Linked DNA regions of Homo sapiens: regions 1 and 2 are each linked to region 3. Evidence: chromatin loops called from intact Hi-C (ENCODE). Cell type or tissue: PC-9. All regions are shown on one strand.

Region 1 (2,500 bases), 99 kb after region 3:
CACGAGAATCGCTTGAACCCGGGAGGCGGAGGTTGCAGTCGGCTGACATGGCACCACTGCACTCCAGCCTGGGTGACAGAGCGAGACTCCGTCTTAAATAAATAAATAAAAAGAAAATGGAAGTGCCTAATATTGCAATTCAGCATTGTACTTTCACATGTGCCCTTTATGGGAATCCTTTTCTTTTCTCACCCGTAATTTCCTGTTCTTTCTCCCAATCTGCACCTCATCCAGCAGAGTCTCCGCCCACAAGCTGCGCTTAGGGAAGCAGGCACTCTCCGGAAACTCTGGACTGAGTAAAATCAATGGGTGCGTGCGGGACTCCTCCACTGATTCTTTGATTCCACAGCATTTGTACAGCACCCACGGGGGCCCCACACTAGGTGGGAAACGAAGATGAAAAGTCGCAGTCTCTGTTCCAAAGACCGCAGAGCCCAGGGCTGCGTTTCCTTCCCGGCCTTTTGTCCAGGCCCCAGGGAGCGAGCTGGGGGAAGGCTCCCCGGCCAGGGCTTCCCCACAGATTTTACTAGGTCAGGGCAGCCCCGGGGAGGCGCCTCCTCCCAGCCGGAACCGCCCGACTCCGCTTCGTCCTCTTGGGCCCACGGACCACTCCCCACTGCCCCAGCCCCAACACCTGCAGATCCTGCGAGCCCGAGCCCTCCCGCGACCGCCCAGAGAGGGTCTGACACCCGAAGGGGAACCCCAGGGACTAGTCCTGCCGTAGTCTAAGCTCTGGTCTCGCGGAGGAAAAGCAGGGGCGGCCCCCGTACGCGGGGCCTGCGCCCTTCAGCCCCAGCCCCACCCTGCGCGACCCCGGGATCTCGCTCGGCGGCGGCCGTTGCCCAGGGCACAGGCAGGGCATGCTGAGAACGCTCTGCCTTTCCTGTGCCTGGACACGGCTCGGGCTGGGATCCCACAGCGCCGCCTTCTGGCGGGAGGCACCCCCGCGGCGCTGTGCATTCTGGGCTCCCTGGATCTCTGAACTTGAATTGGAGCTGCTCCAAGCTCTCCAGAGATAACCTCCTTTAGGGTTACACGAGATTGCCTCTGAAATTGATAGGTATGTAAATTAGTAGGGATTTGGAGAATGTGTAACGTCGCCATTTTCGGTTTCAATTTTTGCTACTACAAGCCGCCTGTCTTCACAATGAAACTGTGTTATCGGCCGGGCGCGGTGGCTCATGCCTATAATCCCAGCACTTTAGGAGGCTGAGGCGGGCGGATCACCTGAGGTCAGGAGTTTGAGACCAGCCTGGCCAACATGGTGAAACCCCGTCTCTACTAAAAATACAAAAATTAGCCGGGCGTGGTGGCACGCGCCTGTAGTCCCAGCTACTCGGGTGGCTGAGGCGGGAGAATCACTTGAACCCAGGAGGTGAAGATTGCAGTGAGCCGAGATCGCACCACTGCACTCCAGCCTGAGCAACAGAGCAAGATTCCGTCTCAAAAAAAAAAAAAAAGAAAAAAGAAACTGTTATTAAATAAAATAATAGGAGTCCATTGGTTCGGACTCAGCTCCAGCACTAGGCTCCAAGAGACCACACCAAGATGGAGTTACTCATGCAAAAGTGCCACATCACCAAACAGGCCAGCATAAGGAAGACCCCTCTGCTTTTTTTTTTTTTTTTTTTTTTTGAGACAGAGTCTCACTCTGTCGGCCAGGCTGGAGTGAAGTGGCACAATCTTGGCTCACTGCAACCTCTGCTTCCCGGGCTCAAGCACTTCTCCTGCCTCAGCCTCCCAAGTAACTGGGATTACAGGGGTGTGTCACCACGCCCGGCTAATTCTTGTATTTTTAGTAGAGACGGGGGTTTCACCATGTTGGCCAGGCTGGTCTTGAACTCCTGACCTCAGGTAATCCACCTGCCTCGGCCTCCCAAAGTGCTGGGATTACAAGTGTGAGCCACCGTGCCCGGCCAGAAGACACCCCCTCTGCTTTAACCTTTAGAAGAAAAAAGTAACTTTGAAACAACCAACCCACTTTTAGTTTTCTGTTTCTGCTTTTCCCAAGCTTTTTCTGTCCATAAAACCAACCGCGGGCCGGGTGCAGTGGCTCACACCTATAATCCCAGCACTTTGGGAGGCCAAGGTGGGCAGATCACGAGATCAGGAGTTCGAGACCAGCCTGGCCATCCTGGTGAAACCCCCGTCTCTACTAAAAATACAAAAAATTAGCCAGGCATGGTGGCGCATACCTGTAATCCCAGCTACTTGGGAGGCTGAGGCAGAATTGCTTGAACCCAGGAGGTGGAGGTTGCAGTGAGCCAAGATAGCGCCACTGCTCTCCAGCCTGGGCGACAGAGGGAGACTCCTTCTTAAAAAAAAAAAAAAAAACCCGCCTTGGCTGGCTCATCCAAACACTTATTCTGTTTTTCTGTTTTTGTTTTTGAGACCGAGTTTCGCTCGTTGCCCAGGCTGGAGTGCAATGGCACGATCTCGGCTCACTGCAACCTCCGCCTCCCGGGTTCAAGCGATTCTCCCGCCTCAGCCTCCCGAGTAG
Region 2 (2,500 bases), 90 kb after region 3:
CAAGACTACCATCTGTGGACTCACGGAATGCATGGTATTCCACACAGCATTGCCTCTGACCAAGGCACTCACTTTAGGGCTAAAGAAGTGTAACAGTGGGCGGCCGGGCGCGGTGGCTCATGCCTGTAATCCCAGCACTTTGGGAGGCCGAGGTGGGTGGATTACGAGGTCAGGAGATCCAGACCATCCTAGCCAACAGGGTGAAACCCCGTCTCTACTAAAAATACAAAAAATTAGCCGGGCGTGGTGGCGGGCGCCTGTAGTCCTAGCTACTCGGGAGGCTGAGGCAGAATGGCGTGAACCCGGGAGGCAGAGCTTGCAGTGAGCCAAGATCGTGCCACTGCACTCCAGCCTAGGTGACAGAGCGAGACTCCATCTCAAAAAAAAAAAAAAAAAAGAAAGAAAGAAAGAAGAAGTGTAACAGTGGGCTCATGTTCATGGAATTCACTGGTCTTAACCATGTTGCCCATCATCCTGAAGCAGCTGGATTGATAGAATGGTGGAATGGCCTTCACTGTAATTGAAGTCACAATTACAACTCCAACTAGGTGACAATACTCTGCAGGGCTGGGGTAAAGTTCTCCACAAGACCATGTATGCTCTGAATCAGCGTCCAATATATGGTACCGTTTCTCCCATAGCCAGAATTCACGGATCCAGGAATCAAGGGGTTGAAGTGGAAGTGGCACCACTCACCATCACCCCTAGTAATCCACTAGCAAAATTTTTGCTTCCTGTTCCTGTGACATTATGTTCTGCTGGCCTAGAGGTCTTAGTTCCAGAGGGAGGAATGCTGCCACCAGGAGACACGATTCCATTAAACTGGAAGTTAAGATTGCCACCTGGACACTTTGGGCTCCTCCTACCTTTAAATCAACAGGCTAAGAAGGGAGTTACAGTGTGGGCTGGGGTGACTGACCCGCACTATCAAGATGAAATCAGTCTACTACTCCACAGCGGAGGTAAGGAAGAGTATGCATGGAATAGAGGAGATCCATTAGGGTGTCTCTTTTTTTTTCTTCTTGAGACGGAGTCTCGCCCCGTCACCCAGGCTGGAGCACAGTGATGCTATCTCGGCTCACTGCAAGCTCCGCCTCCCGGGTTCACGCCATTCTCCTGCCTCAGCCTCCCACATAGCTGGGACTACAGGCATCCGCCACCACGCCTGGCTAATTTTCTTGTATTTTTAGTAGAGACGGGGTTTCACCATGTTAGCCAGGATGGCCTCGATCTCCTGACCTCGTGATCCACCTGCCTCGGCCTAGGGTGTCATTACAGGCGTGAGCCACCACGCCCAGCCTGGGGTGTCTCTTAGTATTACCATGTGATACTACCATGCCCTGTGATTAAGGTCTACCGGAAACTACAACAGCACAATCCAGGAAGGACTACAAGTGACCCAGACCCTTCAGGAATGAAGGTTTGGGTCACTCCACCAGGAAAATACCACAACCTGCTGAGGTGCTTGCTGAAGATAAAGGGAACACAGAACGGGTAGTGAAGAAGGTAGTCATTAATACCAGCTATGACCGCATGACCAGCTGCAAAAAGGAGGACTGTAATTTTCATGAGTATTTCCTCCTTTTGTTAAAAACGTGTTTGTGCATTTATACACTTCTACTTAAGAAAATATCTTCATGTTAGGCCAGGCGTGGTGGCTCACGACTGTAATCCCAACACTTTGGGAGGCCGAGGCAGGTGGATCACCTGAGGTCAGGAGTTCAAGACCAGCCTGGCCAACATGGCGAAACCCCATCTCTACAAAAAAATAAAAAAATTAGCTGGGCGTGGTGGTGCACGCCTGTAATCCCAGCTACTCAGGAGGCTGGGAGGATTGCTCGAACCCAGGCGGCAGAGATTGCAGTGAGCTGAGATCGTGTTATTGCACTCCAGCCTGGGCGACAAGAGCAAAACTCCGTCTCAAAAAAAAAAAAACAACAACAAAAAACATGTTATTTCCTTTCTTCTGTATCACATGACATTTAGATTTATTGACTTCACATCAGCATTTAAGTATTGTTAACTTTATGTCATAGTATTTGGGTTGGGGATTGGTGCGTTTCCGGTTGTACGAAGGATAGTTATATTATGTTAGGCATAATTATGACCCTATTATTATCTTTATTTGAAGATTATATATGATCTCAGGAGATGTGTATTGATTCAAGTTGACAAGGGGTGGATTTGTGATGGTTAAAACTGAGTGTCGGCCGGGCGCAGTGGCTCATGCCTGTAATCCCAGCACTTTGGGAGGCTGAGGCGGGTGGATCACAAGGTCAGGAGATCGAGACCATCCTGGCTAACATGGTGAAACTATGTCTCTACTAAAAATACAAAAAATTAGCCAGGCGTGGTGGCGGGCGACTGTAGTCCCAGCTACTTGGGAGGCTGAGGCAGGAGAATGGTGTGAACCCGGGAGGCAGAGCTTGCAGTGAGCCGAGATCGCGCCACTGCACTCCAGCCTGGGCGACAGAGCGAGACTCCATCTCAAAAAAAAAAA
Region 3 (2,500 bases):
GTAGATGACTGTACATACCACATTGCGTTTACTCATTCATGTCCCTCGATGGGTACTTGGTTGCTTCTACCTTATGGCTAATTGTGAACTATGCTGCTATGAACACAGGTGTACACATATCTTCCCTTCTAGTCCCTGCTTTCAAGTCTTTTTTTCTTTTTTCTTTTTTTTTTTTTTTTTTTTTTTGAGACAAGGTCTTGCTCTGTCACCCAGACTAGAATGCAACGGTGCTATCATGGCTCACTGCAACCTCCGCCTCCCAGGTTCAAGTGATTCTCTTGTCTCAGCCTCCGAAGTAGCTGGAACTACAGGCATGTGCCACCATGCCCAGCTAATTTTTGTATTTTTAGTAGATTTGAGGTTTCACCATGTTGGCCAGGCTGGTCTCGAAATCCTGACCTCAAGTGATCCACCCGCTTCGGCCTCCCAAAGTGCTGGGATTACAGGCATGAGCCACCGTGCCCAGCCAAGTTTTAAAATTATTTGCAGACACGGGGGTCTCACTATGTTGCCCAGGCTGGTCTCGAACTCCTGAGCTCAAGCTATGTTCCCACCTCAGTCTCCCAAAGCACTGAGACTACAGGCTTGAGCCACCGTGCCCGGCCAGATTCTTTCGGGTTCACACCCAGAAGTGGAATTGGTGAATCATAAATAAGGTAATGCTAATTTTTTGTTTGTTTGAGACGGAGTCTTGCTCTGTCGCCCAGGCTGGAGTGCAGTGGCACGATCTCGGCTCACTGCAAGCTCCGCCTCCCGGGTTCACGCCATTCTCCTGCCTCAGCCTCCCGAGTAGCTGGGACTACAGGCGCCCGCCACCACGCCTGGCTGATTTTTTGTATTTTTAGTAAAAACGGGGTTTCACCGTGTTAGCCAGGATGGTCTCAATCTCCTGACCTCGTGATCCGCCCACCTCGACCTCCCAAAGTGCTGGCATTACAGGCGTGAGCCACCGCGCCCAGCCGGCAATGCTATTTTTAATTTTTTGAGGAACTGCCAGACTGTTTTCCACAGCGGCTGCACCATTTTCTGTTCCCACCAGCAGAGTGCAAGCGTTCCAATTTCTCCATGTCGATTCATTGTTTTTGGTCATATCTCACAAGTCAGTCAGCCAAGGTGGGTGGGGTCACGGCGTTCCTAAAATATTATACTTAAAAACGAGCGCAATCCTGGCCCTCGGTGTCAACCAGCTGACAGGGCCGAACGACCGCTGGGCCTCTGGCGCCCCCTGCAGGACGCAGACAGGGTGACAAGCGCTGGCTCGAACCTGGACAGCCCATGGGAGATGCTGCTCGGGGCTGGCCTGGTGGTGCCGATACTCGCCTCTCGCAGAGGCTCCAGGCAAGTCCCAGAGAAGGTGAGGCTCCCTGGGAGCCTTCACGCAGGAGAACAAAAGAAAGCCCGGTGTTCCCGCTCCTCACATAAGAAGCATCAGGGTAAGTGTGGGGGGCGCACAGAGAGGCAAAGACACGTAGGGGTTTTTTATATATATAGCAAGACATATATATATATGTCTTGCTGTGTTGCCTAGGCTGGAGTGCAGTGGCGCCATCTCAGCTCACTGCAACCTCCGCCTCCCAAGTTCAAGCAATTCTGCCTCGGCTTCCCTAGTGTGTGGGATTACAGGCACGTGCGCCACCAAGCCCGGCTAATTTTTGTATTTTAAGTAGAGACGGAGTTTCACCATGTTGGCCAGGCTGGTCTGGAACTCCTAACCTCAGGTGATCCGCCCACCTCGGCCTCCCAAAGTGCTGGGATTACAGGCGTGAGCCACTGCGCCCCGCCGGGATGCAAGATATTGATCAATATCAATACCTGTGACAGAAAAGTGGGCTGCAGGGAGAACAAGAGTGGCTCCTTACCCAGTCTGGAGAAAGCAAACTGCAGTATGATTCAGATCCAACAACCAGCGATCCAGGACCCAGCGTTAGAGCAAATCAGGCCTATTGGGCTCAAACTAGTTTTTTGAAAGTTTTTTCAAAGTAAGAGAATAATCGAGCAGACATTTGTTACACTGATGTTCCTAGCACCAGTATCCACAACAGCCACAGGGTGGAAACCCCAAATGCTCCTCTATGGATGAATGGATAAACCAGCTGTGGTGTGTTTCCACATTAGAATACTAGAGTTCTCAAATTCATACACACAGGGAGCAGAATGGTGGTGACCATGGAGCTGGATTGTGGGGGAGAGGAGCTTAGAATGGGAAGTTGTTATTTTTGAGTATGGAGTTTCAGTTTTTGCAAGATGAAAACATTCTGGAGATTGATTATGTACAATGTGAATGCACTTAACACTGAATGTACGGTACACTTAAAATGGCTAAGACGTTAAAATGAGCTTTGTTTTTTTCATGCCATTCTCCCGCCTCAGCCTCCCGAGTAGCTGGGACTACAGGCGCCCGCCACCAAGCCCGGCTAATTTTTTGTATTTTTAGTAGAGATGCGGTTTCACCGTGTTAGCCAGGATGGTCTTGATCTCCTGATCTCCTGATCCGCGCAAC

What was found. Hi-C counts contacts between places; a loop is a spot of excess contacts. Peaks named below come from ENCODE experiments on the same cell type or tissue, not always from the same donor. Only the 100,000 strongest peaks of a DNase experiment are listed, where the experiment ranks them.
Region 1: a loop joins it to region 3, with 7 times the contacts of the local background. A loop is called at or near these places in 2 of 110 quality-filtered maps.
Region 2: a loop joins it to region 3, with 9 times the contacts of the local background. A loop is called at or near these places in 2 of 110 quality-filtered maps.

What each region holds. Positions count from the first base shown.
Region 1 is chr7:149,065,049-149,067,548 of GRCh38, forward strand. No RefSeq gene overlaps it. Among named protein-coding and RNA genes, the nearest start is that of ZNF786, 24 kb to the right of the region's middle. RefSeq lists an enhancer at 257-1,139 and a silencer at 629-858. In PC-9, a CTCF peak has its summit at 953 (motif pointing left); DNase peaks (open chromatin) are centred at 223 and 933; H3K4me3 peaks cover 1,061 bases; H3K27ac peaks cover 991 bases.
Region 2 is chr7:149,055,383-149,057,882 of GRCh38, forward strand. No RefSeq gene overlaps it. Among named protein-coding and RNA genes, the nearest start is that of PDIA4, 28 kb to the left of the region's middle. In PC-9, no CTCF peak of the experiment used is centred here; a DNase peak (open chromatin) is centred at 1,419; H3K27ac peaks cover 1,591 bases.
Region 3 is chr7:148,965,730-148,968,229 of GRCh38, forward strand. It overlaps LOC124901768 (a long non-coding RNA gene), which reads left to right and starts at 1,305. Exons shown (of 2, transcript XR_007060580.1): 1 at 1,305-1,433. RefSeq lists an enhancer at 1,349-1,398. In PC-9, CTCF peaks have their summits at 1,234 (motif pointing left) and 1,436; DNase peaks (open chromatin) are centred at 222, 602 and 1,142; H3K4me3 peaks cover 1,611 bases; H3K27ac peaks cover 1,472 bases.